Linked DNA regions of Homo sapiens: region 1 is linked to region 2. The links are chromatin contacts, found by Hi-C or POLR2A ChIA-PET in ENCODE. All regions are on one chromosome and are shown on one strand. The core of a region is the stretch at or near the end of the contact, and the rest is flanking DNA. Distances in the headings are between cores, read along the strand shown. Region 1 holds the start of LINC01990 (long intergenic non-protein coding RNA 1990). Region 2 holds the start of CIP2A (cellular inhibitor of PP2A).

Region 1 (6,631 bases), core at 2,788-5,287, 1.2 Mb before region 2:
TTTATTGATATGCACTTAAATTCCCCATTGCAATTAACTTTTTTGAAATTATCATTTGAAGGATTTTGTAGTAGTATTAAAGACTATCCACAATTATCTGAAAACACTCCTTTCTTCAATGATGCTTCTCTTTGGGGACAGATTTTCTTATGTACTTAACCTACACAACATGTCACAGTAGATGAAAATGCAGAAGCTAATATGAGAATCCAGCTGCCAGATATTAAAGAGACTTCCAAAATATAAAATAACATTTTTCTCAAATTTTTGTTTGGGAAAACACTTATTATTTTATTAAAATGTGTTACTTACGTTAATACGTAATGGCCTTGTCATTATTATAAATTAAGTAACTCAAGTAACATATTTTAAACATTTCTCCAATTTTAATTTCTAATACAGTAGTATCAATAGATGCAATCCTCATAAACTTACATAAACAAAAGCTTTGTGGGGCTTTAAGACGAAAATATTTGAGAATCACTGGACTAGAGAAAGAGCAGCCATCAGGAGAAGTTAGAGAAACTGTTCTCTGGGACCTGCTATTTCATAATCTCCAAACACACCCTTCCTCCTCCAGCGCTTTATGACCCAGACTGAATGGTGTTGATTATTTAGAGTTGGCCAATTTACACTAGTGTTCTTCAGGTAACATTTATATTTGTGGAAATGCAATATAAAATCCTTAAATGCAGCACAACTCCTTCATAATCACAGACCTACTATTAAGTGGCAGAACTAATAACACATAGAATAAATATACGAGATTTTGCCAAGTATCAGTGGTTCTTTTCCATGTCCAAAGCCTCCCTTTTAACATTTATTATTATCATTTTCCAACCCTTCCATGGACCTAATATAATTAAAGATATTGTCTAGCAAACAAACTACATTTATTAACAGTAAATTTATTTTCCTACTTTGGATTGACTTTATGCAATGCCAGGCAAAGCAAAAACAATAGAATTTTCTGCAGTAATCACGCAATATCTGTTTAGATTTTTGAAAATTTAAACTAGGTTGTAGATTCCTCCCCACCCCATCATTACTTCCAAAAAGCACTTGGGATATAGAAACTCGAGGTTGAGATCCTCTGTGGCCTGTAGGTTTTGGTTTTGTTTGAATTTAGCTTTTGGTTTTTGGTCACTCAAATCATGACAGAAATAAGTTTTCCCATTTTTGCTCAGTGATCAGATATCTGAGAATCCAAGGTTTGAATCCCTTATACGGATACATGCAGTTTTAGGGTTTGCAGTGAGACAATGAAAAAGCCTGGGCTCTAAAATCAGAAAATGGCCTTCCAGTTAATAGCTGTGTAAATGTAGGCACGTCGATCAAGTTCACTGAACCTTAGTTTCCTTATATGTAAAATAGAGCTAATCATATCTACCTTGCTTAGCTGGTATGTGGCACAGGAAATGATAGACATTATTATTCAGCAAATAAACCAAGTTGTGCTATAAATCCATAGACTGCTTTCAATATTGAAATTATTTCATATTTTTGCCAATTTGTGGCAAAAAAATGTAAAAGACACTTTTGTGATTGGTCCTTGGTATAGTTTTGCTCCTTTAAACATGGACTAAAACTTGCCCATGCTCAGTGTGCAGGTCCTTCAACACATTTGAAGGTGAACAGTGCTGGTCCCTGACAAACTTAAAAATTGTTCAGGTTTATCTTTAGGCACAAAGAATAATCTGTGTTCTCAAATGCCATAGTGACCTCTGTCCCACGGTTCAACAGCTGTAGGGCTATCCATAGAAGCAGCTGGGCCTCTGGTTTCTCTTAGTATCATGAACCCAATATGGAAATCCTCCCCCTCAGATTTACTCACATTACTTCCCTGACCTTTCCTTCCTCTAATTCCTCCTCTCCCCTCTCAGATACAGATTTTATACTTTCCTACAAATGTTCTGACTTTAATTAGTATTCATCATTAATTTGAAGAGAGTCTATATTCTGACATCATGATATGAACTTTCCATGTTAATGAAATTTCTGACAATTTAGTGTGCTATTGAAATTCTTCCCTTCTCTAGTGGTTATGGTTGCATTTCTAAAATCTGTTATGATGTTGGAAGAATTACATTAAAAGTAGATATCATCAATGTTTTGTTCATTATTGTAATAAAATGAAAACATCTTAGTGTTGTGTTATAAATCCTATAATTAGTCTGTAATCCTTCCCTCCCTTCCAAAGGTATTTCAGGGATTAGAGTTTTTAATTGTGCGTGAGATTCATAAAGTAGGGGCACAGCCTTGTTACTACTATTACACATTTTTTTTCATTTGGATAATTTAGCCGTTATCACTTCAAAAATCTATTTAGAGATGACTATAATAGCTAGTCTCTACATTTTTACATTGGATTTTTCTTTCTTCCAAAAAAATTACTGCTCCACAAACCCCAAATATATTTTTAATTTAGGGAAAAAGTGCTTATATCTGAGAAAATGTGGATTTGGAGAATATATAGAACCTTTCCTCGGGAATTCCGAAAACTCAAGCGCTCTGGCTTACCAAGTGAAGTAGGTTTTCAGGAAATCCCAGCCCCTCAGGACTCTCGATCTGAACCAATCCCAGCTGCCATAGCTCCGCGCTCCCGGGATGGGGCTGTGTTGCCCACGCCTCGCGGCGCGGGCGGACACACACCCTGCTAGGACTAGCTCAGTCCTCCCAGTTTCCCTTCCGAGATGCCTCGGAATCTTTACCACGGTTATCAAACGATTCTGTGGATCAGTAGTTCCCAACTTCTAGGGACAGACGCCCTTTTAAAATTCAACGTAACAGACCACCACCCTCCAAACAGACTGTGATAGCCGTATTTTTAAATTCTCTACTGATTGAGAAAACTCAAAAACAATTAAAAACTCCAATAGAGCCTACAGTACTTTCAAATGACTGTATATTTTAATTATAGCATTTGCATACAACTGAGTTTATTTATCTATGCTGTACGCTAAGTTTAGGGGCAGGCTTGGTGCACAGATGGTTTCGCCCACCCTTTGCACAGGGCAAGCCCCCCCCAGGCGCCCAGGCTGGGAGGCCCAAGTCCCGGCAGCTGCTGCGGTGGACTTAGAGGCAGCAGCTCCTGCTTCTGCCCCAAACGTTCAGTGTAGTCGGATTCCCGGGGACAGCAGGGCAGTCTGCGCGCACATCCCCGGGGCATCGCAGGACACCTGCTGCCCCCTATCGGTGGTGAGAACAATAACCCGAACCCGGTTGGAATCAACTGGAAGAGGCCTTTTGAAAAAAAGAATATTCCAGGACTACGCAGTAGCCAGACGACTCTCTAAGAACATGGGTTTCCGCAGTCAGCTCCGACTGCCTCGTTTTAATGCAGTTTTTCGCCATTGTAGGAGAGCATGCTGGATCGAAGAGGACTCTGACACTGCTTCGGTGAAGGCGGGGAGTGGGGAAGGGGGGGTGTTGAAGGGGTTCAAGATACACCCAAGGGTCTATTTGTTTTCCACCTCCCTATTCAGCAACCCATCTGGTCCTTATGCAAAGCACTTGCCTTCTCCCGGGATGGGGACACACATCAGAGCACAGCGTGGTGTTTTCCCAAGCCCCCGAGGCACCTGTTCCCTCACATTACACCTTGAGGAGAGTCCAGTGACCTCTGCTGCAGAGGCGACAAAGGCTCCCTGGGAAGCCGGCCTCAGTGGTGTCCAGGAATGGCTTTCAAACAGCGTGTACTCCTGTGGTCCCTTTAATAAACATAGGACTATGCTTCAGAAAAGCAAAAATAAATGCCGAGAAGTAAAAGGAAGCTATCGGTTACCCCGTTACCTCTGAAGCCTGTATATGTGAAATTTTCTTCTGAGACCGAGCATTAAAATTTGCTTCCACTTGGACATAGCCAAGATTGCTAACAGGCTGGGAACGTGTGTGTGTGCGTGTGTGTGTGTGTGTGTGTGTTGCTACATACTCTGGGATTTCTAATTTTATTTTCATCACTTTCTCCCCGCTTATTACTACCCCCCCACCCCAATACACACACACTTGGCAGTATCCTAACTTCTTCACTCTTGTCCACATTTGTCTTGGCGCTCTGGGGAAGAAGGTAAGAATAGATAGACGAACGAAGGTGCGTGCAAGAAAGGAGGGAGGGGAGGAGGTACGGTCGGCTTGCACACCAGACTGTGCTTGTTTGAGCAGGAATAGTGGCGGGGTGTCTTCGAGAGGATAACGGAAATGCCCCACCACACGCCCACAGCGCAAGTGCCGGCGTCCCCAATCGGCCAGTGGCAGCAGCAGAACCGGGGTCCACTTGGCACCTCAGGGGCTCTCGCCCGTCCGCTCTGGGCGTCGGGCTGTCCAGTTTCCCTGGGAATCTGGGAGAGGAAGGAGGCTTAGCTAGCTCTGTTCTCCCTGCCAGTACGCTGTGGCGGCGGCCCCTGGCCAGGGCCCGGCCAACTCCCCGCTCTTGGGTGGCTGCAGGTGCCCAGTGGCCCATCCCCAGCGGGGGCGAAACGCCGAGCTGGCCGAACCTTCCACACGTCCAGCTCGGAGTGCGTCTCAGTCGCGCGGCAGAGGCCCCTGGGCCCGGGCGCTCTGGGTTCCCGCGGCCTGTGGGCGCGGTGCACAAGGGCGCGGGCGGGCGGCGGCAGCTCCCAGGCGGAAGGCGCGGCGGGGCCACGGTCACCGCCGCCGCCGCCGGGGCTCGGGCGGAAGCGCGGGCTCCGGGGGGAGGGGCTGCCGCGCCCCCGCAAGGCCCAGGGATCCCGGCCCCGAGCGGCTCCCATCCGAGCAGCAGCGGATCCCGGGCCGCCCTTACCCTCGCCGGGCAGGGATGAGCCCTGGTCAGGTTCAGCCGCAACCCCGCGCGCGGCGGGGCGAGGCCGAAGCCCACGCAGGTCCGCCCGGTGTGCGTCTTTCACTCGCACACACTGAGCCCCTTGCCAGGCGCGCAGGCCCGGGCTACGAGGCCGGCTGCTCCGCCGTCTGCCACCTCCAGGACCCAGAGCCGCCAGCCCTGGGCTCCCGGCAAGCTGTGACTTCCCGGATGGGGCCATGCTTTTCTTCCAGGACAATCGGGGCTCCTCCCCTCCCGGCGATCTTTCTAGGAGGCCACCTCCAGAGATTGCGAGGCGATTTCCTCCCTGCCGGTACCAAACTGTAACTCCTCTCGCTACAGACGCGGAGAACCAAACGCTGACTATTTGGCGAGGGACCACCACCACCCAGAAAAACACACGGTTCAGTGTGCGTTGATTGTTTGCATCAGCGAGTTCATGGCGAATAGAAGTTCTCTATTTTTGATAGCCCTGATTTTCAAGCGTTTTAAAAGTTACGTTCTGTTTTCTGCTTGGTCAACAACACGGAAAATGGAATATTGCTTTTTTTGTGATTCAAAATCAATTGTAGTTACAATGACTTTGAGAATTTCACGGCATCTTGTGAGATAAAATGGAGATGCGCACCTAGGTGAGAGTCACTGGAGTGGATTACGCAGTGGCCGGCTGGATCCGGCTAACAGTCTCTGAGGCTCATTCCTTTTCGTAATCAGCTCGCCCACTCTAGTAGGACTTTCATCTTTAAATTATTTTTTAATTATCATGAGGCTCTCAGTCTAAGATAGCAAAGATTGAGCGCCACATTTAAGCAGTTCTCTCAAACTAGCTTTACCTTTTTAGGGAAGTAATTCCTGGGCTAATCATTTCAGATCTGAGAACAAAAGAAGTTGCTAAAAAAAAAAAAACAACTTTTATTTACGCAGCAGATACTTATGGATCGTCTACCTTGCACCAAACGCGCGCGCGCACACACACACACACACACACAGTGAATACTGTGGGCTATACAAATAATATATAACATCTGTTGAATGATTAATATGTGACAGGCAATATACTTGCTACTTAAAAAGGATTCTATCATTTTACCCTCCCGGGGACATATGAAGTAGAGATATTATCATCCCTGCTTTACCTATGAGAAATATACGAGTCATGAAGTAACTTACTCTAGGTCACCCAGTTAATAAGTGGCAGGACAGGACATTACACTTTACGCCCAGTCTGATACAGAGACCTCAGCCCAACCTCTACAATGTGTCCTTCAGTCAGATCTGGGAATCTGTATATTTTGGAACCACCTTAGGTGAATGTGATAGAATTAGAACTTGAGAAGCCTTGATGTAATCAAACTTCCTCATTTTCCTGATCAGAAAACAAACTCAAAGAAGCAATTTTTCTGGAAACACACAATTGCAGAAAGAGATTCAGAGAGGCTGTTCCTGGTTTCTTGGCTAAGGTCCTTTCTACTATCCAGACTACATTGGCTCAGTCCAGGAGGAGTCAAAGAAGGTAAATAATTCAACAGTTACAAAAAGTGTACAGTCAAATCTTGATTATCCTTAGTTTCCCCTTCAAATTGCTTGCCTTCTGGATTTTTGACTGTTAATCTAGTTTCTCTCCCAGAGGGAGAGAGAAACCGTGTGAAACTCGATTATTTCATTTCTGCTCATGTTACCTGGTAAGAACGCTAATATTATAAAGGAAAATGGGGGCCAGGCATGGTGGCTCATGCTTGTAATCCCAGCACTTTGGGAGGCCAAGGCAGGAGGATAGTAGAAGTTCAAGACCAGCCTGAGCAACACAGACAATCCATCACTCCCCCCCCCGCA
Region 2 (6,549 bases), core at 1,086-3,585:
CATATTTCAGAAAATTGTTTGGCAGTTTCAACTAAAACGGAACATATAGGCATATGTTCCAATGCTCTAACAATTCTACTCCTAAGTATATAAATGTGTGCATATATCCACAAAAAATGTATGTCTACAACAGCTTTATTCTTAATTCCACCCAGAAATGTAAACAACCCAAATGCCTATCAACAGGAAAGTGTATGTAAACTGTGGTACACTTATACAATAGAATTCTACACATCAATAATAAAAAAAATGAAGTAGCGGTACATGTGCAACATGAATTTCACAGATTTTATTGAGTGGAAAAGGCCAGACACAAGAGTACATATTGTATGAGTCTACTTACCCAAACCTTATGTGAAGAGGCAATGAAGAAACCCTATGGGGCTAGAAATGTTCTGTATCATGATACAGGTGGTAGCTACTCTACCTATATGTTAGCTACCAATATGGTAGCTATGGTACCTATATATTAAAAACTATCAAACTCTTCACTTAAGATTAATGCACTTTATGCTCTGTATGTATTTTATCTCTTAATTACAAAAAGTCCTTTTTAGTAGTAACCTGAAGCCAGTGCTCTTCATACCTTTGCAACAACGGTAGAAGAGTTTTATGTAAACCCCTTGAAAGTTTAGGAATACAGTAAAGACCCCATCCCATATTTTGTTTAAGTCTCTCTTTTTTTTTGTTTTGTTTTTGAGACGGAGTCTCACTCTGTCACCCATGTTGGAGTGCAGTGGAGCGATCTCTACTTATGCAACCTCAGCCTCCCGAGTTCAAGCGATTCTCCAGCCTCAGCCTCCCGAGTAGCTGGGACAACAGAGAGACGCCACGCCCAGGTAATTTTTGTATTTTTAGTAGAGACGGGGTTTCGCATGTTGGTCAGGCTGGTCTCAAACTCCCGACCTCAGGTGATCCGCTCGCCTCGGCCTCCCAAAGTGCTGGGATTACAGGTGTAAGCCCCTGTGCCTTAAATCTCTTTCAGTGCACAACCTTCCTGTTTATTCAAAGAAAGGTAATGCTTCAGAATAGCATACAAAATGCTTAACTCCCGATTTTTAAATTAAACGGACTGCCCTGCTTATTCTGCGGCTTCTGGAGCCTATGCTAATTCAGAAGCAAAGCCTTAAGCATTTAACAGCTAACACCTTAATTATTAGGTTTGCAGGCACTTCTTAAAATAAAGAATGAAAAAGAGAAAACAAATGTACTTAGGAGATGGGCACTTGAAGTAGGGAAAAGAGGAGCACCAGTGAAGCTCAAGATAAGACAGACACATTTAATACAACAGCAGCTTCACTAACAGCTGCTGTTGCTCTACTACTGGAAATCATTTTTTTCCTGTAATATTTTACAAATTTTTGGCACATTAGTCTTTTATCATAGGGTTAATATAATACAATATATTTTAAAATTATGTTCAATTCTACCTTAACAGAGGAAAGCTGTGACACAGAGAGTTAAAATAAGCCTTAATTGAGCTTTAAAAAAATTAAACTGAGGTCAATGTTAGTTTGAATTCCGTAAATGCAAAACAAATGAAAGCAGAAGATTAAGATCCTAAAACAAACGGAATCGTCTGGACACATATCACTAGAATAGAAAAAAAGGCAATTCAGCATTCTAAGATTAAAAAACTGTAAGCAATGTATTTTGGTAAAGAAAAAGGATTACGCTTACTAGGAAGGGGAAGTGCTTCTTAATGTTGAAATAATGTTTTTCAAGTTTGAGTTCAACCCGAGTTCAAGTAAGAGCAGTAAGCAACAAATTCAATTATAGATTACCGAAGGGCAAAACCAAGTTTTAATCATGACTTTCCGTCACTGAGAATAGTTGTGTATTGAGGGCTTGGTTTCGTAGAAAAACCAAAACTAGAAGCAAAGGAAAAGATAAAGTTCCGAGCTTTTTCCGTTACCTACTCGAAACAACCTGAACTTCCCAACCTTTTGCCCCACTCCCGCTTTTCCTAGAGCCTTCAGTGAGCGCTCTTGCCTCTCGCTGCGGCCAGCGGAACCCCGACACTCACTAGCCTTTACCAGTACGAAAAGACAACAGAGGGATCGAAGGACTGTCCTTTCTTTCCCAGGCTGGGGCCGCCACTCCTCGGCCTCACTGTGAAATAAGAATTGCTAGGGGAAGCCCCATCTGTCCTCTACCCCAGAGCCTCTCACCTCCAAGTGCCGCAAAAGCTGAGTGGCGTTCGCCTCTGACTTCACGGCTTTGTACTGACTGACAGTCAGGAGCAAGGACTTCAAGCAGGCAGTGGAGTCCATTGCACCGGCCGCGGCCCGGCTTAGGGACCACCACCGCCCAGCGTGCGCCGGCCTTTAGCTTTCGCCGCGCTTTTTTTGATTTTCGGCCCCACCCCCTCGCTCTCAGAAGCTTCCGGATCCGGTCGGGCTCCGGAAGTCCCTAGGCACCCTAGGGGACCGTTCTCGGTGACGGCCGGGGTGGGCCAGGGGTCGAGGTGATTTGTGGGTCCAGGACGGGGGTTGGGAGCTGCCCCCGCTAACCCACCCTCGTCTGAGAGGCCGCGAGGTTTCGGCCTGAGATCCCGTGAAGGCGAGAAATCTCGCGATTTCTCGGGAGAGGAATCGGTTAGGAGAAGGGGGATTCCTCACTCAGCTGTGCGCTCTGATTTCGTGCGCTTCCTCGTCCTTCATGTTGGATGGCCAGTTTTTCGTTTGTGCGTCATCCTCTACCTGAGAAATGGTCGCTTGCCCCTAGTCTAGACACGGTGAGGAGCTCTGAGGAGAAGAATCTTGGGCCCTAGATTTTGAGGCGGCCTGGGAGGGGCCTCGTTTTTAAATCTCTCCTACACCCGCCCCTTCTGCCCGGGGATGGTAGTTTCTCAGAGTCAACCTATTGGCATTATGTGGCAAATTAGTCATGCCCTGACCAAAGTATTTGTCACATTTATTCGAGAAGACTACCTCCTGCTGACCCTGGGCCAGGTATTGCTCCGGAGGGTGTTACTCGTTAGCGTCAGTTTTTGTAAGTGAAGGTGTCTGTTTCTCTCTGGCATGATTGATTGTTTTATAATTCTCGATGTCTACGAAAATGGCACTATTATTTGCGTTTTTTAAATCGGAGATAGCTTAATATTATTGCATGTGTATGTAATGAAGCGAGTCAGTTACTGGTTTTGGAGCTTTTTGCTTAATATTTCCTAACGTCGAATAAAGCTTTAAAAACCAGGATGTAGAAATTGTAAGAATAGGGTACATTTCCATTTAATTAAATCGTTTATCAGAAATCATGTTTTTTCACTTCAAAAGAATTTTTTTGAATTACTAGATTTTTGAAGACAGGTTTGGTGTTTTGGTTTTGTTTTTTATAAAAGTTTAAATCTGAAAGATAAAAATGATTTAACCAGTTGGGACATTCATGTAAAAATCTTTGGGTAGCTTGTGTGTTCATTTATGCTTTCATTCATTCCGTAAACAATTATAGAGCGTGTAACATGGGTTAGAAACTGCCAGTCAGGGAACAGAGATGAAGTAGTATCCCCTGCTGCGAGGGAACTGTCTAGTAAGGGAAACATACAAAATAGTACTTTTGAAATTCACCACATAAATGAGAGGCACCATGCAGTAACATGCAGCAGTGGTAAAGAGTAGAGAGCCAGGTTGCTTACAGATTCTAGCTCCACCTTTGACGATGTGACTCTAGGCAAGTTCTCACTGCTGCAGAATCTTCATTAGGTAAAATCTGGCCAAGGGAGATACCTGGTTCATAGGACTGTTCATTCAATAAGTAGTTCATTGAGAATCTACAATGTGCTAAGCACTTTTCTAGACACAATAGACTCAGTGAAAAAAACAAAAATACTACTGGCATGCAACTTACATTTTGGTAGGGAACCAAATAATAAACACAATAAATAAGTAAGGAAAATGATATAAAGAGAAAAATAGACGTTATTACTCTAGAATAATGTTGGTAATTGATAAGGGAAATGGGAAGGTGACCTCATTAAGAAAGCAACATTTGGGGAAATGCTTCAAGGAGTTGAGAAAGGGAGCCATATTCTATGGGAAAAGGTTTTTAGATAGAGGAAATGGCAAAGAAAGACCCTAAAGTGGGATACTGTATGCCAGAAACAAGGATGCCATGTGGCTAGTGTAGAAAGAACGAGGAGGAGAGGAGTAGAGATGAGGTCCTATACGGTCTTGGAGATGGTTAAAAAATGAATTAATGTAAAGTGTCAGCTGTCATCTGGCATAATTAAGTTCTCAGTGTTACAGTCAGTGCCTCATTGGCAAATGAAGTGATCAGAGTTTGATAGTGTTGGACTTTTCATCTGTGATGATGTGTCAGCATCGTCCCCATTCAGAGGCCCAGGGTAATGCGCAAAGCTGCGTGCTATCAGTGCCATCTTTGTTGGATTTTGACTTAAGCAGTCATACAAATTTTGTATTCTCTTCTGTAATTAATATCAAATGTCTTTCTCAAAAAATCTTCACCAAAATTGATGTTGTAAGTTTAGTAAGAGGGATCGTTTCTAGCTGTGATAAGTCTTGACATTTTTAATCAGAGATACTTGCATATCCTAATTTGAGAAACACCAATCCATACTTTTAGGCCTCAAAAAGGGAAGAAAAGGAGCAGGAGGCCAGGAGCAGTGGCTCACGCTTTTAATTTCCAGTTTTTTGGGAGACTAAGGCAGGAGGACCTTGAACCCAGGAGTTGGAGCCAGCCTAGGCAACATAGTGAAACGCCATCTCTACAAAAAATGAAAAAATTAGCCGGGCATGGGTGTGCTCACTTGTAGTCCTAGCTACTCTGGAGGCTGAGTTGGGGGGATCACTTGAGGCTGCAGTGAGTGTGATTGTGCCACTGCACTGTAGCCTGGGTGGCAGAGTGAGACCCTGTCAAAAAAAAAAAAAAAAAAAGAGATGAGTCTGGGTCCCAATGACCAAAGGCCTTATTAGCCTTAAACTTGGACTCCATCTTGAAGTCCGTGGCAATCTCTGGTTTTAAACTGGCACCTGGTCTAGTCAGGTTTGTTTTTAGATTGATTACTCTGGTAGCTGAATGAACTATGATTTTGGGGAGGATAAGACTGGAAAGAGGGACACTAATTTTCTGGAACCTTCTAAAGGATAACCAGGATAATTGAGGTGGAGATACAAAATAGGTGACAAATTCGAGAAGTATATATGAAGTAAAATAGGTAGGATTTGGTGACTGATAGTGGATGTGAGGCATGAAGAGAGGGATGAGTCTAGCAGATACTAAGTTTTTAGGTTGGATGAATGAGAAGATACAGATACTGCTGAGTTAGTTAATAGAAAGTATTAAGGGTGTGCCAGGCGTAGTGGCTCATGCCTTTTATTCCAGCACTTTGGGAGGCTGAGGCAGGAGGATCTCTTGAACCCAGGAGTTCAAGACCAGCTTGGGCAATATGGTGAAACCCCACCTCTACTAAAAATACAGAAAATTAGATGGGTGTGGGTGGTGCATGCCTGTAGTCCCAGCTACTCAGGAGGCTGTCATGGGAGGAACACCTGAACCTGGGAAGTCAAGGCTGCAGTAAGCCATGTTTGCCCCACTGCACTCCAGCCTGGGCAATGTGGGCAACAGGAGGGAGACCCTGTCTCAAAAAAAAAAAAAAAAAAAAGTATTCAGGTTATATTTTATGTTCAGTGAGATTTTATATAGTTTGTCATACTGTCTTGTTCCATTCTTATTATGTTTATTTATCATTACGTTTATTCTAATAGAGATTGGTTTACTTAGACTTTCTGCCTATATATCATCTGCAAATAATTACCTCACCCCTTCCAGTATTTGTTGTCTTACATTATTGCATTAGTGTAAGCTCCAAAATATGGAAAATCATGTTAACTTTGAACAGCTTTTTTACATAATTTAATGAGAATGAACAGTGTTTTAACACAGTATAATTTGTGCTATTGGCTTTTGATATTCATCATGTTTAAGAGATTGGCTTTTATATCTGTTTCATTCTAAAAAATGTCTGCCAAAAATTATCCAGTTTTCACATTTATATATTTTATTTTTCACTTTAAAATTATAACACAGTGGATTATGTTGCCTTTTTGTTCTTGGGATAATAATAGTTTACACTTATTGAGCATTTGCCATGTGCCAAGCACTGTCCTAAGGACTTTCTACTTACCTATCTAATCTTTATAACAACCCCATGCTGTAGGAACTATTATGATTTCCATTCTAGAGATGAAAAAACTAAGATAGGAAGGGGAAGTAATTTGCCCAAGGTCACGTAGACAGTAGTAACAATCCTATGTTTTTCTTTGCTTCAGGTTTTGATTTGCTGGTATTTTATTCAGGATTTTATTATATACCTGTTCATAAGTGAGCATTTTCAGTAATATTTTTCTTTATTCTCACATCAAATTTGAATTATATGTTACCATTGAAAAAGAAATTGGAAGTGTTTCATCTTTTTTTATGCTATGGGATAATAAGAATCATAGAAATTATCTGATCCTTGTAGGCTGTACACAGCTGTCTTGTAAAATCATTAAGCTTGATAGCTTATTTAGTGGTAGATGGTAGAAA

What was found. A loop is a pair of places that touch in the nucleus more often than their neighbours do. ChIA-PET counts read pairs that join two places held with the same protein, here RNA polymerase II (POLR2A). Pooled maps may share reads with other maps.
Region 1: a map of B cell shows a loop between it and region 2 (4-fold over the local background). The contact joins the promoter of LINC01990 here to the promoter of CIP2A in region 2. A Hi-C loop is called at or near these places in 2 of 168 maps with a recorded cell type or tissue (B cell and OCI-LY7) and 10 of 50 pooled maps. POLR2A ChIA-PET finds 5 or more read pairs at or near these places in 3 of 52 experiments (OCI-LY7, activated B cell and activated T-cell).

The regions. Positions count from the first base shown.
Region 1 is chr3:107,426,893-107,433,523 of GRCh38, forward strand. It overlaps LINC01990 (long intergenic non-protein coding RNA 1990), which reads left to right and starts at 4,038. Exons shown (of 3, transcript NR_110039.1): 1 at 4,038-4,066. RefSeq lists a silencer at 4,584-4,833 and an enhancer at 5,044-5,233.
Region 2 is chr3:108,587,103-108,593,651 of GRCh38, forward strand. CIP2A (cellular inhibitor of PP2A) reads right to left here and starts at 2,336. Exons shown (of 21, transcript NM_020890.3): 1 at 2,172-2,336. The coding sequence starts at 2,273. DZIP3 (DAZ interacting zinc finger protein 3) reads left to right here and starts at 2,620. Exons shown (of 33, transcript NM_014648.4): 1 at 2,620-2,737. RefSeq lists an enhancer at 2,535-2,814.